Regions from separate parts of the Homo sapiens genome. Here region 1 is linked to region 2. The links are chromatin contacts, found by Hi-C or POLR2A ChIA-PET in ENCODE. All regions are on one chromosome and are shown on one strand. Each heading gives the region's core, a stretch centred on a gene start or an enhancer-like site at or near the end of the contact. The rest is flanking DNA. Distances are from core to core; before and after follow the strand shown.

Region 1 (4,896 bases), core at 415-2,914, 370 kb after region 2:
ATGCGCTGTGAGGCTACCTGGGTGGGGGGGGGACAGCGCGGGTCCCTTACCGCCCGGCGCGCCTGCCTGCGGGAACGGGGGGAGGGGAGAGAGGGAGGGAGGAGGGAGGGGCGGGCGGGGAGCCCCGGCTTCCCCAAGCTCCGCAATGCGGGGATTTCTGCCGCCGCGCCCCCGCGCTCCGCACGCACGCAGCTCCCGCCCCCACGCAGGGGAGGCCCCGCCACTCCAACCGCGCCGCGGGGGCCTCCAGGCTCCCGGCGCAGACCCAGCCCGGCTGCGCCCTGCGTCACGCACGGAGACTCCTCCGCTACCGCCCCCAGCCGGGGGTCTCTCGGGCCGGAAGGATGTCACGCGCCTCCCACACCGGGGCAAGAGGCCCCGTACCCCCCAACGCGATGGAGGAAGCAATATTGAGCGCGCCCCTAGCCCCCACCCAGCACGATCCCGCTCTTGATCCCTCGCTCAGCCCTCCCCAGGGTAGCGCGTGGGCCTCTGCTCCCCACGAGAGCAGACCCAGGGCGCGCGGCCGCCCAACAGTCATCAGCCCCTCCATGTGCCGCCCCTGCAGGCGTTAACCCGCCGGCAAGGCCCCCGGAACGTTCCCTGCCCCGCGCCCGCGCTCACCGTCGAAGTCGGTGTAGACCGTGTCCTTGAGCAGCGCACCCGAACCGAAGTCGATGAGCTTGAGCTCTCCGGAGCGCAGGTCCACAAGCAGATTTTCGTCCTTAATGTCGCGGTGCACGACCCCGCAGCTGTGGCAGTGGCGCACGGCGGCCAGCACCTGCGCGAAGAAGCGGCGCGCCAGCGGCTCGTCCAGGGCGCCGCGCTCCGTGATAAAGTCGAAGAGGTCCTGCGCCGGCTCGGGCCGCTCCAGCACCAGCAGGAAGCCGTCGGGCCGCTCGAACCAGTCCAGCAGGCGGATGACGCCGCGCGCGCCGCCCGCCGCGCCCACCTTGCGCAGCAGCACCACCTCCAGGGGCACGGTCGCGCCGCCCTGGGGGACACGGCGGTCAGCAAAAGCCCCGCGCCCGCCCCCCGCCGCCGCCGCCGCCCGTGCCCCAACTTACCAGGCTGCCCCACTCGGTCACCCGCTCCTTCACCACGTGCTTCACAGCCACCTGCGGAGACGCGGGGGTCAGGCCGGGCCAAGCGAGGCGCAAGGCGCGCGAGAAACCCGGGCCCGCCCGGCGGTCCGACTCACCGGGAGCCCGTCGGCGATGCGGCTACCCGCGTAGACCGTGCCGAAGCCGCCGCTACCCAGCACGGCGCCCACCTGGTACGCCTTCTCGAAGCTCTCCTTGTCCGCCTTGGCTGCAGGGAGGCGCGGGCGGGGTTGGTGCGGCCCGGGGCGCCCCCGGTCCCCGCCCTGGCCCCGGCCCCGGCCCCGCCGGCCCCGCGCGTACCTGGCTGCAGGATCTTCACCGGGAGGTGGTCCACGCCGCCGGGCCCGCAGAGGTGCGCCAGGGAGCCGAACTTGGAGAGCAGCATCGCGGGCGACGGCCTCCCCGGAGCCCCGAGCCCCAGGCGCCGAAGCCGCGGCCGATCCGGGCGAGCGGCGCGCCGGGGACACCGGCCGTCCGAGCCCGAGGCGGTCCGCGCGGCGCAGTGGGCCCGGAAGGCCCGCGGGGACCGCGTAGACGCGCAGCAGGCGGAGCGCCTCACCCGCCCCGGCCGCCTCGCCCGGGGGTTTTGGGCCGCGGCGCCGCGTATCCCTCCGCGGGGGCGGGGCGAATCGGGACCCCGCCCCCTTCCGCCCGGGGCCCGCGAGGCGGCGGCGGCCGGGCGCTAGCTGGGGAGACGGCGGGGCAGCTTGGCGCCTGTCTTCGGGCGGGCGAGGGCCGGGTGCGGCGGGCGCGGGGCCGCTCCGGGACTCGTTTTCGTAGCGCAGCCGCGGAGGCGCACGGCGTGTCGCGTCGGTCCGCTCTCCGCGCTCACGCTCTCACTCCGCGCAGGCGCAGTGCCCGCGCGGGTGGCGGCCGTGGCGCCTCGGGCAGAACGAGGAGGGACTGCACGAGCCAATGGAAGCCGGAGTTTTTAAAGAAATCCGGCGCCCCAGCCAATGGCGGGGCGAGCCGTTTCCTGGCTCCGCCCCCAGCAGTGCCTAGGAAGGTCACCCGCCGGCCCCGAGCAGGGTTCCTGGGGGTGTGGGAGTGCGGGAGGCGACCTGCGCTTGTCCCGCGGCCTCGAGGTGACACACGCCGCCAGTCTGCGTCCCCGGCTGTCTGCGCATCCCGTCGCGCACGTGGCCGGGCGCGCGGGGAGGTAGCGCCGGCTCCTCTGGAAGCCCTCGCAGCGGCAGCGCCCCCAGCCTCGCAGCCCCGGCGGGGGCCGAGAGCGCACCTGGCTGGAGATGCTTCCTCCTCACCCTGGGCTCTGACCTCACGCCCGCAGCCCGAGGGCCCTCCCTGGTACCTCTGCCCTGCTGGCCGGTGCCTGGAGTGGCCCCGCCCGACTCCTGCCGTCTGACACGGTCCTGGCTGCCCTCCGGGCTCTCCAGCAGCTGCTGTCCACCTCCACCAGGGAGCCCACCTTGATTGCTGCGACAGCCGCACTCAAAGGCTGAACAGCCGGGGTACACATTGCCCTGGTCTGGACTTCACCCTGTCGTGCCCCTTCCCTGCTCTCTGTACAGAAGTCTGACTCACCTGTGTGGTTTGGTGCAAACCCACAGATTGCCAACATTGGTCCAAAGTCACCGGCCTGAGAGCAGCTCAGGGTTCCAGGACGTGAGTGGCCACCCGCCAGCCCCAGGGCTAGTGGGTTGAGAGTTGGGGGCCAGAGGGCCCAGGGGCTGGTCCTCTTGGCACTGCCAGGCGTTCTCAGTGGCCCTCAGGGGTCTAAATATTGTGGCAGACATCCCCGGGCGGTCTGGTGTGACCGTCAGCGCGCACACACACTTGCCTCGGAGCTTCCAGCCTCCCCTAAGTCTGACCTCTCATCTCTATACAGTCACCATCGCTGTCCCTGCGCTGACCACTCACACACCACTCCCCTGTTCAGCTCTTCTGAGGCTGTGGCTCTCGGGACTGGCCCAGGCCCACCTGCCATCTGGGCGCCCTCTGGGGCTCGCTTCGTCGCCCGCTGCCTGGGCCCATGCCTGTGCTCCTGGGGGCTCCTCTCTTGCCTAGCTCATCTCTTCCTGTCCCTTGGGTCCTGAGGATCAAAGCCAACGCGACATTGTTTGTCCCCAGGCCCCTCCCCCTCCAGCCGCTGCTTCCCAGAGCTCTGTCCAGTTCTCTCCCGCAGTACGAGGGCAGGGTTGGGGCTGGTGGGTTAGCCTTCCCCCACCCACCACGCACCCAGCACAGGGCTCCCCCGAGATCAGATCCCTGGTAGGATGACACCCCAAGCCTTCCCCTCCAGCAGTATCCACACAGCACCTGCGAAGGAGGAGGGGCTGCTGCCCATGTGGGTCCTCCCGGGGACCTACCTGAGGGTCCAGTGGGGCTGCCCTCTTCTGTGCTGGACACGCAGCAGAGGTGGGCAGAGATGCTGGAGAGCACGGTAGGTCTAGGGGGTGACCACTACAGTTGAGTTCATGTCAGTCTGGAGGGGCGAGGGTCCTCAGCCTGACATGTCAGGCTAGTCTTCCTTGAGTCTGACATGTCAGGCTCCAGGCCAGTCTTCCCTGAGTCATCCTGGCCGTAGAAGACCAGGCTCTGGCGGGCAGGCACCCCACCCTGGCTCTCCCTAGGCCCCGGGTCTTGCTCTGAAACCCTCAAGTGTCCCTTAACTAAGATCCAGGAGGACTTGCTCCTTCAGAAAGCACGGTGTGCCTGTCCTCCACGGCCCTCCTCCCGCTCACTCCAGGTGTGCTGGAGATTCCTCCAGGCCTCCAGATGGGATTCCTGCCACACAGGCCTCGGTGAAAGCCTCCGGAGGGCTCCTGCGTGGGGGTCCAGCAGCCTGGCCCTGGAGTGGAGGGCAGGGCAGGGCCAGAGGCAGCCCTTTCCCTAAAGTGTGACATCTTTGTAACCACGTCTGTCCAGACACTGGTGTATGTTGTCGATTTACTGTTGTACGTGCTTGTGTGTGCAGCGAGGACCCTTGCACTGACGGTGAGCTCCGTGCGGGGTCAGCATGGTCCCCAGCCCTTCCCTCTCCCCCGGGACTGTTTGACATTGAGGCCTCTTTTAGACTGTGTCTGGCCCAGGCCACCACATCTGATCTAGTTGGAGTGCTGGGGTCCCCAGTAACGCCAGATAACCCTGCTCACCTTGTCGTGCCCCTCCCCTGCCATTGGGCACAGCCCAGCCTGTTCCTCAGCTTGGCAAACAGATATGGGTCATCCCAGTTGTGGAGCATCTGCGCTCTGCATACAGGGCAAGAAAAATCTGAGAGGCCTCAGGGCCTCTCACCCTCTGCCCTGGGCCACCCCTTTCCCACAGGTCCCATCAACACCCCACCCCCCGGCCAAGTCCCCAGCAGTGCAGGACACCAGCCCTGCCTGTTTTTTCCTGGTTCGTGGATGGCCCATCCAGTGGGCCCCATGGGCAGGCCCAGCCCATGGGCCAGAGCTGGGGCCGCTCCTGCAGATAGGAGGTGAGCCAGGAGGTGGGCGTGGCGGGGTCTTGGTGCGGGAGCCGCTCCACCTGGGTACTGACTGCAGAGGGCCCAGCCCAGCCCCTTCCTGTGTCCTCCCACCCCCCACCCCACCTGAAGCTCAGGCCGGCATGGCATGGGTGCCTCCTTCCCTTGGGCTATCCTGCTGAGAGGGGCAGCCTTGCTCCAGGGCCAGGGCCTCTGCCTGTCCTTGGAGCAGGTGTTTCCCAGGGCAGGGACAGGGGAGTGGAGCAGAGCTTGTCAGAGGGTCTGCACACCCCAGTCCCCAGCCCAGCCCCTGAGCCATCCCATCCCGACTGCTTGACCTGGAAACAGCCGCCCCTGCTCCGCAGT
Region 2 (4,462 bases), core at 882-3,381:
AGTCTCGCTCTGTCACACAGGCTGGAGTGCAGTGGCTTGATCTCGGCTCACTGCAACCTCCACCTCCCAGGTTCAAGCGATCTCATGCCTTAGCCTCCTGAGTAGCTAGGATCACAGGTGACCGCCACCATGCCTGGCTAATTTTTGTATTTTTTAGTAGAGACAGGTTTTCACCATGTCGGCCAGGTTGGTCTCAAACTCCTGACCTCAGGTGATCCACTAGCCTCAGCCTCCCAAAGTGCTGGGATTACAGGCATGAGCCACCTCGCCTGGCCTGGTAGGAATGTTTTTAAATGTATGGCTGCTTTGGGGAAAGCTAAACATATACCCAGGTTATGCCTCAGCAATTTGGTTTCTATGCACGCCCAAGAGAAATGAAAATGAGCCCAGGCAGCACGAGACCCCATCTCCACAAAAACGAACAAAAAATAAAAATAAAAAAATAATGGGGTATGGCGGCGTGTGCCTGTAGCCTCAGCTACCTAGGAGACTGAGTGGCAGGATAGCTTGAGCCAGGAGATCGAGGCTGCAGTGAGCTGCAATGGGCCACTGCACTCCATCCTGGGAGAGAGTGAGACCTTTCCTCTAAAAATAAAAATAAAAGCTATACAGTCGGGCCTGGCATAGTGGCTCACGCCTGTAATCTCAACACTTTGGGAGGCCGAGGCGGGCAGATCACCTGAGCTCAGGAGTTCGAGACCAGCCTGGCCAAAATGGTGAAACCGTTTCTACCAAAAATACAGAAATTAGCCTGGCGTGGTGGTGCACGCCTGTAATTCCAGCTACTCGGGAGGCTGAGGCAGGAGAATCGCTCGAACCCAGTAGGCAGAGGTTGCAGTGAGCCAAGACCATGCCATTGCACTCCTGCCTGGGCAACAAGAGCAACATTCTGTCTCAAAAAAAACAACAGAAACAAACAAACAAAAAACAATACGGCCATGTGCTACTCAACGGTGAAGCTATGTCCTGAGAAATGTGTCATTAGGCGATTTTGTTATGTGACAAACCTAGATGGGACAGCCTACCCCACACCTAGGCCAGATGATCCGAACAACACGTGGTAATCTTTTATTTTTTTATTTTTGAGATGGAGTCTCACTCTGTCGCCCAGGCTGGAGTGCAATGGCGACATCTCAGCTCACTGCAAGCTTCGCCTCCGGGGTTCAAACGATTCTCCTGCCTCAGCCTCCCCAATAGCTGGGGTTACGGCGCTCGCCAGCCACCACGCCCGGCTAATTTTTGTATTTTCAGTAGAGACAGGGTTTCACCAGGTTGGTCTCGATTTCCTGGATTCGTGATCCGCCACCCCACCTCGGCCTCCCAAAGCGGTGAGATTACAGGCGTGAGCCACCGCGTCTGGCCAACACGTGGTAATCTGAAGGGACCACCACAGTATATGCGGCCCGCCTTCCACGGAAACGTCATGAGGCCCACGACTCAAAGGCGTGCCTCATTAAGTTACCGACAGCCCCAAACTCGCCCTTCCACGCCGGGCCTCAAGGTGCTCTGTGGACCACAGCGGGGCCCGGGGCCCTCGCGAGGGAGGGAAGAGTTCGCTCCAGGTCCCCGCGATTCCCCCGGAAAGTGAAACTGCAGAGGTGTTGCGTGGACACCCGCGGTCAGACACGACCCCAGGCCGCGCGGGCCCCAGAGGAAGCGAGCGCGAGTCCGCGGTGGTGGCTGGGCGCTCAGTGAGGACGCCATTCCGCCACGAAAACGCCCGCGACGCCGCTGGCCCCTGCGCGGTGGGGCGAGGTAGGCTGGCCGGACCTGCGAAGCCCGACGAGCCCGGCGCCGGCTGGCTGCAGCTTGCTCTGCCTCCCTGGCCTGGCCCCGAGGCTCCCGCGAGCCGGGATCCGCGAACACCGGGGCCGAACCGACTCTCTCGGGCCTCAGACGGCGTGGACCCTGGAAGGCCCCAGTTCGGCCGCTTCCCCGGAAGTCCCCCAGTGGGCTCCGGCCGCTCTGGCCCGCGCGCGTCCGGCTCGCTGGTGCCCTGGGCGGCGCCCGGCCGCTGGCGCTTCTCGGGCGCTAGGGGGCGCGCGGCCGCGCGGGAGCCGCACTGGGCCGCGGCGGCCGCTCGACTGTTCTGAGGAGCGGCCCGGACGCGCGCCGCCCCCGCCCGCGTTTCCCCGGCAACCCGCGGCCGCCGCCATGGACGCGCTGTTGGGCACAGGGCCTCGCCGGGCTCGCGGCTGCCTGGGCGCGGCTGGACCCACGTCTTCAGGTCGCGCGGCGCGGACCCCGGCGGCGCCCTGGGCGCGCTTCTCCGCCTGGCTGGAGTGTGTGTGCGTGGTCACCTTCGACCTGGAGCTGGGCCAGGCGCTGGAGGTGAGCGGGCGCGAGCGCGGGCGCGGGCGGGTGGGCAGGGCTGCGCCTCTCGGGGCCAGTCCCGCCTCGCTTGGGGCCCTCGGCCGCCCCGCACTCTCCCTGGCCTTCGGCCGCCGCCTCCTGGAGGGGCCTCTTCTCCGGGCTCCAGAAGCGCTCCCCAGGCCGAGGAGGGAAGGCGAGCTGCTCGGAGTCGGATCTTGTCTTCACATTGGGATGGAGCATTTTGCATAACCTAAGTGGTACTCTTTCGATTTTTCCCAGTAAATGTCTCACATCTCCCCCCTCCATTCCCCACCGGAGCAGTGACACCTTCATCCCCTCAGTGGCTCCCGCCAGAGTCCCGGGCTTACCCTCCGCTCCGCATCCCATCTCTGGGCATAGGCGAGGCTGACGGCTCCTTCTGCAACAAAGGTCTCGGATCCGTTCCTTTGCTGCCATCACTGATGTCATCCCCACCCCAGCTGCACCCCAGAGTTCAACCTTTGTGGCTCTCCTGCTTAAAACCCTGCAGCGCCTCCTTGTTCACCTAGCATCAGATCCAGACCCCATGGGCCCCGTCCCTCCACCTGCGTCTTGTGGTGTTCTTGCTCGTGGGGGTCTGTTCATCGGCTGTGCCCATGGGCTTTCGATGTGGTCTTTCTGCTGCCTGCAGGCCTCCACTCACCTACCCACACAGGCAGCCTCCTTTCCTCCAGGGAGGCCCCGCAGGATGATCTTCTCTGTGTCCTGTGTAACACACACCAGGGAGCTGACCAGCACAGGGGAGGCCCACCTGCAGATGGAGGGAGGCTTCCCCGCGCTGGCGCAAGGAACCTCGTGAGGGGTAGTGAGCTCTCTATTACCGCAGGTGTCCAAGATCAGGCCAAATCATCATCATCAGGAAAGCCAGGCAGCGCGTCTCTGTGGTTGGGAGATGCTTTCTAAGGCCCTGCTGAACTCCAAGAGGCCATGAGAAGCATATAGTCTTCTAAACAGAAAAGCATTAACTCTAGCACTCTCTGGAGCCCCTCCCACCACACACGGTCCCCAGCAGGTGCACAGCCTCAAACAGCATCACTGGGTGGGGGCTGAGTACCAAGAAGTGTGGTGACCTGCCCAGGGTTGAAAACCTTTCTTAGTTCAATACTGTTGCCCAGATTGTTCCCCACAAAATCACAAAAGAAGTTAAGAGGTTCCTGGCCGGACGCGGTGACTCATGCCTGTAATCCCAGCACTTTGAGAGGCCGAGGCAGGCAGATCACAAGGTCAGCAGTTTGAGACCATCCTGGCCAACATGGTGAAACCACATCTCCACTAAAAATACAGAAATTAGCCGGGCGAGGTGGCACACTCCTGTAGTCCTAGCTACTCGGGAGACTGAGGAGGAGAATGGCTTGAACCCGGGAGGGGGAGGTTGCAGTGAGCAGAGATTGCACCATTGCGCTCCAGCTTGGGCGACAAAGTGAGACTCCATCTCAAAAAAAAAAAAAAAAAAAAAGGAGGTTCCTCTGTTCCTTAAGACATTCTCGTGTTATTTTCTAAAACCCATTCGGAAAGTTATTTCTGAGCTGTTGAAGGCTGTGTGTGCTTGGACTCCTGAGCTTTTGCTGGGGATGCTCAGCTCGGACTAGGGGCATGGTCAGCTGGCAGAGTGTTGGGGACCCAGGTCCATGAGCGAAACCCTCCATAGCAATGATCTGGGCACCTGCAGATCACTGAGTCTGTGCAGAAACCTGGCAGTGGATCCACCGGGGCCTGAGCACATGACTCTTGCCTTTCCTCCCTCACCTGGAAGTCACAGGGAAGATCGAGGTCGTTTTAGTCACTTACAGACTTAGGGAGCACCCACTGTGCAACTCAGTCACAGCTCAGCCCAGCTAAGCACTGCAAAGCCCCAGGACTGTGCTTGGTTCTGCGATATGGAAGGAAGACTCTAGTTGGGATGCATGCAGCTCAGAGGAAGGAATGGGCTTAGGTAAATAAGTCTTGGATGCTGAGAAGAGACAGGGGAGGGGGTCCTGTTTCAGGTAACCCCTCTCCCAAAATGCCAACATAAGCAAAAGGCAAGGAGCTGGTGATTCAGTTACTCATTCAGTAAATCACTTTGAAGGCTGGGCATGGTGGCTCACGCCTGTAATCCTAGCACTTTGGG

What was found. Hi-C counts contacts between places; a loop is a spot of excess contacts on that map. ChIA-PET counts read pairs that join two places held with the same protein, here RNA polymerase II (POLR2A). Pooled maps may share reads with other maps.
Region 1: a loop to region 2 is called in a pooled map, with 3 times the contacts of the local background. The contact joins the promoter of PIM3 here to the promoter of DENND6B in region 2. A Hi-C loop is called at or near these places in 2 of 37 single-sample maps with no recorded cell type and 5 of 50 pooled maps. POLR2A ChIA-PET finds 5 or more read pairs at or near these places in 2 of 52 experiments (GM10248 and HEK293).

The regions. Positions count from the first base shown.
Region 1 is chr22:49,957,540-49,962,435 of GRCh38, reverse strand. It overlaps PIM3 (Pim-3 proto-oncogene, serine/threonine kinase), which reads right to left and starts at 1,664. Exons shown (of 6, transcript NM_001001852.4): 1 at 1,404-1,664; 2 at 1,202-1,311; 3 at 1,068-1,118; 4 at 625-994. The coding sequence starts at 1,488. RefSeq lists silencers at 452-501, 1,142-1,191, 1,332-1,481, 1,532-2,171, 2,212-2,491 and 2 more.
Region 2 is chr22:50,324,681-50,329,142 of GRCh38, reverse strand. It overlaps DENND6B (DENN domain containing 6B), which reads left to right and starts at 2,131. Exons shown (of 20, transcript NM_001001794.4): 1 at 2,131-2,331. The coding sequence starts at 2,155. RefSeq lists a silencer at 1,743-2,382.